Linked DNA regions of Homo sapiens: region 1 is linked to region 2. Evidence: chromatin loops called from intact Hi-C (ENCODE). Cell type or tissue: ascending aorta. All regions are shown on one strand. Each heading gives the region's core, and the rest is flanking DNA. Links, peaks and the distances in the headings are about the cores only.

Region 1 (4,434 bases), core at 1,015-3,514, 110 kb after region 2:
AATGCCAAGTCTGTGTGTGTTTCACCTCACCACTTCCCATTGCTTAGCTCCTTGATTTGTTTTCCCCACAACCCGGATCTCAGAGAAGCTGCAGAAGGTTCCGCTCACCTGGGGCCCACAGGTGGTTCCTTACAGTCCCTCAGCACTGGGTGGGCCTTCTGTTAGTTCCCAGAAGCTACATCATTCCTTCATGTTTACCCCAGAACTCTTGAAGTTCAACAGATGTAAAAAACACATACTGCCCAAACCTGGGCTCACATGTGCAAGTCTCTGGGAACTTGAAGAAGATACAGTTGTTTGCTACAGGGCTCTTGAGTGGGTCATAAATACAGAAAGCAGCTGTCAAAAGTAATGCTGCCTTATTCTTTTAAAAAAAAAAGCACAAAAGACAAACTTTTATCTGTTTTATTTGCTTTTTCCTTCTATTTGCCCAACTCTACCTTCCTGAAGAAATTGTAGGCAAACCCTCTGAATGCCTAATCCCTAGTTTTGAACACATAAACCAGAGAGGCCAGTAACTCCATGCCTTGAGGTTACCTTTACTGAGTATGGGCCCTACCAAACAGAAATTAGAGCTTACCACAAGAGGACAAATGTTGTTTAAAAATAACCTTTTAAATACTTTTTAATCTGACTCTAAAAGTAATACACACTCTTGGACCAAAATTGGGGGAAAGCAGAGAAATATTTTTTAAAGTTTTAAAAAGTATAATCCCACCAACACTGTTAATGCTTTGGTATATATCTTTTCAGTCTTTTTTCTTTTTCAACACACATGGAACTATCAAACGGTTGCAGGCAGAGTTATAGACCAAAAAAAAAAAAAAATCAGTCTTCGGTCAGAAGAACAGGCAACAGAAAAAAAAAAAGTCTCACATGTCCTAAGAACTGTTGACACATATAGAGAATATAGAGACAGGAAACAAGAAAGCTTCATCTTTAAACCTGGAAAAAGAGAACTGCAGGTGGTATTCACGTTATCATTGTAACTGACTCTTTCCAATGGAAAAAAAAAGGATATTAATCCATTTGTTGTTTAGAATTTGTTGGTCAGGATTAGAGTAAGCGTTTCGTGTGGCTGTGACTATGGTCAGTCAGTTTCTGTTCTTGTGCTGAAGTGGAATGAATCAATGCGCTTGTCCAAAGGGGCTATGGCAGAGGTGATGGCAGCAGTGTTTGCAGCCGCAGCAACAGCCTGAATGCAGGAAGTCACATTCAAAGGGGATGCTCCAGGCTGGCAGAAGTGTGTTAACCTTTCATCCATGTCATTGGGTTTAATATGTTAACTTTGTAGCTTTGTAGTAAAAGCTGCTTCTTTGAGCTCAGGGTTCATAAAAAGTGTGACTGGTCCTCAGTGTTCCCAGTTAAGGATAGTAAGGAAAACAGAACCCTGAAAGCTCACATTGATTGAAGCAAAGACAGAGCTGGGGGGGTCAGCCCAGTGCCCCAGCTCCTCCCCAGCCTGACAGAACTGAACAGCTATTCATAGCCGCTGGAGCACTTCCAAGCTGCGAGTGTAAATTTACTTGTATCATCTTTGCAGAGAGGAACTGTATAGTCCCCAGTGCCTCCTGGTTGATTCGGATCGACTGTTTATTTGTTTAGTCCTGTAATGATATTATCCACAGGGCCAGAGCCACACAGGGAGGACGAGGAATTCCTGGAGGAGGGAGGCTGTGTGTGTTTATTGCCCTGTCAGCCCTTCACGACAAAAGACAAAAGTTGCTGTAACTTGTGTGTTCCCACACACATGATCCATATGGACAATATCGAGTATAGGTGCTGATGAAGGGGGAAGAAAGGATGACCAGAAATCAAGATGCCGGCTGCCTTGTGGGAAACATGGAGAAATGCTCTAACAGTGAGCCTCTGACTAAACACCACAATTCCAGAGCTGGGAGGAATTCTGAGACGTTCTTCACACCAGAGGGAAAAAGAACCACCAGCTCTTGACTGACTAAGGCCTTGTGTTGCCTTGGACCTTGGGCCTAATTTTTTTCTTTTCAAGCTTAAAGGTTTCTGTTGCCTTTGCAGGAGAATCTAGGTTTTACTCCTACAGCAATATGTATTGCGGGGGACCATGCTTTCCTTTTTTCTCAGCACATTTATTATAGCTTAGTTTCCACACAGTTCTTCGCTATGCGTGCATTATCAGGGCCAATTCTAGTTCATCTCCTCAGTGTCAGACTGAAACCACCTAAAATATGCTGCCAATTGGTTCCTGATTGTATTTCTGGAAGCTTGCAACTCTGAAAGCTTTTTCTACCTCAGGGACATGCCATCCATCCAAGAAATACAGCACTTGAAAGAAAGGGCACAATGAATCAACACAGTGAGCCTGTCACTCAGCAGGCTGGCAAACGATGATCTGCTAAGGGGCAGTTGTGCCCAACCTTCTTGCTGACTGTAGGTCCCCTGGGACCCGCCACATGGAGGCTGCCATCACACAGTTTGATCAGTGCCAGGTCAGCCCTGTGAGTCTCACACAGTTCACTGATACCAAGACAGCAAAGGGCACTGCACTGCAGTGAGGGCTGCCTGGAAAGTAAATGCAAGTGAGATGGATGGCTGCCACCGGCCTTGAGAAACAACCCTCAAAACACCAAGCCAGCCAGGCAGTGATGTGACACTGCTAGAAGCCAGTGAGGCACGATGACGCAGCCGGCAACATCAAACAGCCTGGGCTCATTTTGAGTAGGAGACAAGTCAAAGCATGGATGCATCATGGAGTTGCAGCCATCTCAGAAATAGTCATTTAGGGTTCCCAAACAATGGAATATTTCATGACCAACGCCAGGGAAAGGAATAGGAAAAGCCACATTCGTTTTCCTGGGCAGTATTCACCATAGAAGCCCCACCCAACTGACACAGACCCCCGCATGCAGTATGTAGGGAAAAGCTGAACTGCCTCTACAGAATTATAATATGAATAATAATTTAGGAAACGGGGATATGAAATAATAAGAGCAGAATGCTTAACGAAGGAACTAGAAATTCATTAGCAATCCTGAATTGCTGGAAGAGGCAGCGGTTGAAAGGCAGATGCTGTTGCGATTAGCACTTGGCCTCGGGCTGGTACCCACCAGCCTCTGAGCTTACCTTTTCTGATCCTCTAAGTAAGAAAACCTAGAAGAGTCCCCTCATTTTGTTTACCGGGTGTGAATGGGAGGCAGAGATTGAGGGTCGGGGAGAGGGAATAAACTTGCCCTAGAACAAAGCAAACAACTACATTAAACAGAGGGGCTGTTACAAAAGCAAAATGTGGGCAGTGCATACATTTTTAATGACCAGGACTCGGGTGCCCTGTGCAAACATAAACAGCTCCCTGCCAGCGGAGGGCTAGAAACCTTCCAGTCCTGAGTTTCAGCTCCCTGCCACCCCCTCCTAAGGGTGCCTGGCTGGCCCTGACAAAAATCATTTACAAATAAAGAGCTCTCAGAAATGTGCCCTACCTTCGGCCAAAGAAGAGAACCTCTTTTCCAATAAATATTTGGCCGGGTAGTGGGGAGGGGGCGCCAAGAGTAACAAAGGGAGCCAGCGGCCTGGTTTGTTTGGATTGCCGGGCCGGCGCGGGAGCGGCCGGGCGCAGCTGACCACGGGTACAGATAGGTTAATTTCCACATGGAGCTGCAGAAACCCTATCCGCGGGTTGCGAAGCGTGGGTCAGCCAAGGCATGTTAATCTGTTTAGCATGTGCGCCGCGCGGAGGAGCCAGACCACCGGGGCGCAGGAGGCGCGGCCGCAGCCGGCGCTCCTCTGGGGGAGTTAATAAAGAGCTTAAGGCAGGCAAGTAAGTGTATGGAGGCTGCGAGCGGCTTCTTGCGGGCGGCCCGGGGGAGGGCGAGGCCCGGCTGCCTGCGCTCGCGTTCCCAGGCCCTCGGAACCGCGCGCCCTCGAGGCCGAGCGAGCCCCGCCGCGCCGAGCCTCCCGGGCGTCCGCAGGCCTGGCGCACACCGAAGCGGGGGGCGCAGTACTGCTCTCCCGCCCCCCGGAGCCGAGCCTCTTCGCGTTCGCACCGTGAAAGGAGGGGAGCGAGGGGTTAGCCATCTCGAACATTTTTAACTAATCAAAATATTTGCTGATGAGTATTTATTTTTACAAGAACTCGGTTTGGCTGGAGACTTCCCGAGCAACAATATGGGCTGCCGTATTAGGTTTGTGACGGAGCCAAGTGTGGTTGGGGCTTATTGAATCTGCGGGCCGGAGATCGCTCGCTCCGGAGACGTTTCTCCGTTCTGGGGAAGCAGCTTTCCCAAAACCGTCCTTCTGCAGATGGCTCTTAGAACACAACCACATGTCCCCTAAAGCACGGGAAGCTTCGTGTTTTATGTTTGGGCTGAATGAAAAGAGGAACGCACGCTCTTTCCTGCCCAAGCCAACAAAAGAGAAAATAGCGGGAAACGTCCCTGACCTGAGAAAGGAAAGCCAAAGCTC
Region 2 (4,434 bases), core at 809-3,308:
ATGGCTTTGGGTTTGAGTGGGTTTCAGTCAAAGAACAGGGTGATTTCCCAGCTGGCCGAAACCTCAGAGATCTCTGAAAAGCAGTGGGGAGAATGAGATAACCAGAGGGAAGGAAGGGTCTGTGAGGAAACCCCCTTCTCTGGACCCAGGAGGCCTGTGCTCACAGAATCTCGGAAGGCCAGATCCAGAAGGGATGGCAGATGCTGGGCTCAACCCATTCACTGTAACTGGTGTCAAAACCAAAGCTGACAGGTGACTTATCCAGAGTCAGAGACTAAAATCCATGGCTCCTGCCTTGCATCCCAGGCTCTTTCTACTTTGTCAGTCTGTTAATGGTCTAGCCACTCTTTTATTTTTAAAACCTTTAATTTGGGGATTTTTATCCTTTCAAGACATTTTTTAAACTGAGACAGAGTCTTGCTGTATCGCCCAGGATAGGGTACAGTGGCACAATCATAGCTCACTGTAACCTCAACCTCCTGACTCAAGCAATCCTCCTGCCTCAGCCTCCCCAGTAGCTAGGACTACAGGCGGGCACCGCCATCACACTCAACTAATTTTCTTATTTTTTGTAGCCTGACCCTCTCTCTACAAAAACTAAGAAAATTAGCTGAGTGGCCCAGGCTGGTCTCAAACTCCTGGCCTCAAGCCATCCTCCTGCAGCCCTGGCCTCCGAAAGTGCTGGGATTACAGGCATGAGTCACCCCGCCAACCTCAAGGGATCTTTATTAAGCAAATGGCTGCCCTAGACAGCCTCAGCCCCCAGGGTGAGCGGCTGCCTGCACTTTGGCTGGAGGAGATCCTTCTGAGTGGCTCCGTTTGGCCTGCAGCCACTAAAATCTCCTAGGACCTGTCTCACTCCTGAAGGCAGGGTCTCTGTCCTCAGCTGCAGCTGAGCTGGGATGATTCCCCTTCCCCCGCTCCCCTCCTTTTCTTACCCCGCCCTCCGCCCATGGACCCAGCACTCCCAGACACATCATTCATGTTTTCTGGCGGGTTTGCTGTTAGCTGCATTCCTGTTTCATGATGTGCAGTGTCATCTCCTTGCAGCGTGAGCCCTCGCTGCAGCACGCAGGACGAAGGCCGCCTGCCACTGGAACGCGGTCTCGCGGGTGTCGGGGTGCAGCGCAGGCCAGGCGGACAGGAGGTGCGGCTGTGAGCCGTCCCACAAGGACAATGGAACTTTTATTTCTGGCCTGTCTTGGTTGGCAGTCTCTCTCCCACTCTCTTTCTTGGTTGGGCTTTGGTTTAAAGTTACCCTTTCAGGATTAGGTTGGTGTTTTCTTTCCCATGCCACCTGGGAAGTTTCTGTTTCCGAAGTGGCTGAACACAGACGGGTCAGTCAGTCCCAGGCCTTTACCCGGCAGAGGCGCGCGGCCGGGGCTTCTCCAAATCACCCGACAGACAGAGGCCCGCCAGACTTGCTTCTTGCCATGTGGGAAGGCATGCTGCCCTACAAGCTAATCTTTAAATTACTGTTTTATATTGGGCACATGTAATTTTAACCAAGCGTCCCTACCCTAACCTCCACCCCCGCGCCCCGTTTTTCACAGAAAATCTTGGGAACAAGAACTGCTTGGGAGTGGGATGGGGGTGGGGGTCTGTGAAAGCAGCCTTGGCTCCTTGCTCCTCATTTTTATGCCTTCAGTCACCACGAAGGCTGGCCACCAAAGACAATCTCCTATTCTCTGAAATTCAATGCCAAAACAAATGAGACAACCAAAAAAAGTTCTGGGTTCCCCTTAACCCAGCTGAGATGAGACAGCTTTTTAAAAGGAAACGCTAAAATCCACAGAAGAGAAGGGGTGGTCGGTCAGTGAAGCTCCTTAGGGACCCACCAGCCCTTATCCTAAGATTGTCACTTCCTGGAGGGTTACATGGCGCTGCCACAGCCTTCCCCCAGCCATTCTCAGGGCTAAATTGTTGGCTGCCTGTTACTTTCCACTTGGGGAAGCTGTGCCTCCGCAAACACAGCCCAGCTCAGATTAGGAGACCACAGCCTCCACACGGGGGAGTCTTCTAGAAGCTTGCCCCTTCCAAGCCCGAAGCATGATGTTAATTTAACCACATAACCACACGCAGCTAAACCCATACCATAAGTGTGAGCACACTAAGAACCAGGGAGACTTCTTTCAACTTCTCTCAGTGTATCATTATCTTATCTGGGACTATGCTGCCGCTGCCTCCTCCTCCTCTGCCTCCTCCTCCCCCTCCTCCTCTGCCTCCTGCCTCCTCCTCCTCCCCCTCCTTCTCCTCTTCTTCTCCTCCTCCTCCTTCTTCCTCCTTCTCCTCCTCTTCTTCTCCTTCCTCCTCCTCCTCCTTCTTCCTTCTCCTCCTCCTCTTATTCTTCCCTCTCCTCCTCCTCTTCTTCTTCCCTCTCCTCCTCTTCTTCCTCCTCCTCCTCTTCTTCCTCCTCCTCCTCTTCCTCCTTCCTCCTCTTCCTCCTCCTTTTTCTTCCTCCTCGTCTTCCTCCTCCTCCTTTCCTTCTTCCTCCTCCTTCTTCTTCTTTCTTCTTCTTCTTACAAAGGCAATACTTATTTATGAGAAAGGCATACAGTAAACAAAACAAAACAAAACAAAACACGTTCCTCTCATCCCTCCCCTACAAATTCTATTCCCTTGGAGTAACCATGACTAAACCATTTGGTGCATATTTTTTTAAATCTGACACTTGCCAAGACTCAAATACATACTCCATGGTCATGTTTTAGTTGTTGCTGTTTTTAGCTCTTGTTTTAAAATCAACGTTATTGAGAGAAATTTACACACAATAAAATATGCCCATTTTAAGTGTGCAGCTGGGTGAATTTTGATAAATGTGTGCACCCTCAGGACCACTTCCACAATCATGATATAGAACATTCTCATCAATCAGAAATTCCCTTGTGCCCCTTTGCTGGCAATTCCCCACCCTGGCCCCAAGCAACCCCAATCTGCCCTCTGTCATTATAGGTTGGTTTTGCCTACTCTAGGATCTCATATAAATGGAATCATGCAGTATGTACTCTTTTGTATCTGTTTTTTTTTAATAAATCAGCATGTTTTTGAGATTCACTTGTGTTGCTATGTGTATCAGTAGTTAGTTCTTTTCTATTGCCGAGTAGTATTCCATTATATGAATGTACCGTAATTTGCTCATCCACTCTTCTCTGGCTGGACATTAGAGTTGTTTCCAGTTTAGGGGTGATATGAATTGCCTGAAAAGCTGTTATGTTGTTTTTAATCATTAAAAAAGTAGAGAGAGTAAATTCAAATGTATCTCAGACCTATAATTCAGAGCTTAGTAATTAGCAGGCATATTTCTAAAGCAAACATCTTTATGTGAACAAGAAGTCCAGATAAGCCACCTTAATCTTGATTATAATGAAGATAATTATTAACATTGAATGCTCACGTGACACTTCCAATTTGCAAACTCTATTTTCAGACATAATCTCTGGCATTTTACTAATTCTATAAATGCCAGGCTCTTAATAAGCTCTTTCTCAAACCCCACCTCCTCCTCCACATCCACACAGTTGGGACAAGGCTGGCTCCACTGGCATTCAGAAGACATGAGGAATTCTACTGATAGTTTTATGCACAAAGCCCTGACCCATGTGCCTGTTCATGCAGATCATTTAAGTCCTGATTTAAATCGAGTTCTAGAGAATTTAATTAGAAATATTCCAAAAGGAGTGCTATATACGCATCCATTAATTTAAAAGAATCCATTAGAAAGAACCTTGAAAAAAATTAAAGTAGATAGCACCACAACATGATTTGACTTATTTTGCTGACTACATAAGGTAATTTTGATGATGGAAGACATGCCACCCAAAAAGCAAAATCATCTAGCAAAGTGGTAGAGTAAACCTATACATCCAAGCCATGACTTCCATGCTTCTGGTCAGGAATGCAATTTTCCCCTCACTGGAATTATTCATTTCCTTTTTAATAGGTCATGTCTCATTTACCTTGATTTAGCTGTGGGCCAAATACAGTTATGCAGTTGGTGTGGGAAGAGAAGGAGAGAGACCAAGAGAGAACTTTATGGGAAATATGGTAGCTCTGTTCTTAAGATCCAAGTACATGCATGTCAGGAATTGTACCACATCTTCGGTTCTTTTTCTATTATGAAGAGAGTAAAGGGTTTTTCTATGTTTATGTACTTGAAAGAATAACGAGAAGTATGCTTGAAAATACTGTTTGATGAATAGCGCTTTTACGTGTGTCACTATGAGGAAGTATCATATTGCGCATTTCACCGCAAGGCCAAGGAGAATATTTAAAAAGAAAACTCCACTGTAATGTGAAAAATAGACCGATACCTACATCTGTCTACAGGAAGAATAAATCACTAAACAAATATTTTAATGGCCTTAAAATACAATCAGAAAGAGCAATTCTCGAAGGTGGTTAGTTTGAGCCCTCATTGGAAAGTTTATTTTCATT

Evidence for each region. Hi-C counts contacts between places; a loop is a spot of excess contacts. Peaks named below come from ENCODE experiments on the same cell type or tissue, not always from the same donor. Only the 100,000 strongest peaks of a DNase experiment are listed, where the experiment ranks them.
Region 1: a loop joins it to region 2, with 2.1 times the contacts of the local background. A loop is called at or near these places in 2 of 110 quality-filtered maps.

Annotation. Positions count from the first base shown.
Region 1 is chr5:73,415,938-73,420,371 of GRCh38, forward strand. No RefSeq gene overlaps it. Among named protein-coding and RNA genes, the nearest start is that of FOXD1, 31 kb to the right of the region's middle. In ascending aorta, for the core only: no CTCF peak of the experiment used is centred there; a DNase peak (open chromatin) is centred at 2,514; H3K4me3 peaks cover 1,529 bases; H3K27ac peaks cover 2,188 bases.
Region 2 is chr5:73,310,653-73,315,086 of GRCh38, forward strand. No RefSeq gene overlaps it. Among named protein-coding and RNA genes, the nearest start is that of LINC02230, 25 kb to the right of the region's middle. In ascending aorta, for the core only: a CTCF peak has its summit at 1,992; a DNase peak (open chromatin) is centred at 1,983; H3K4me3 peaks cover 863 bases; H3K27ac peaks cover 1,748 bases.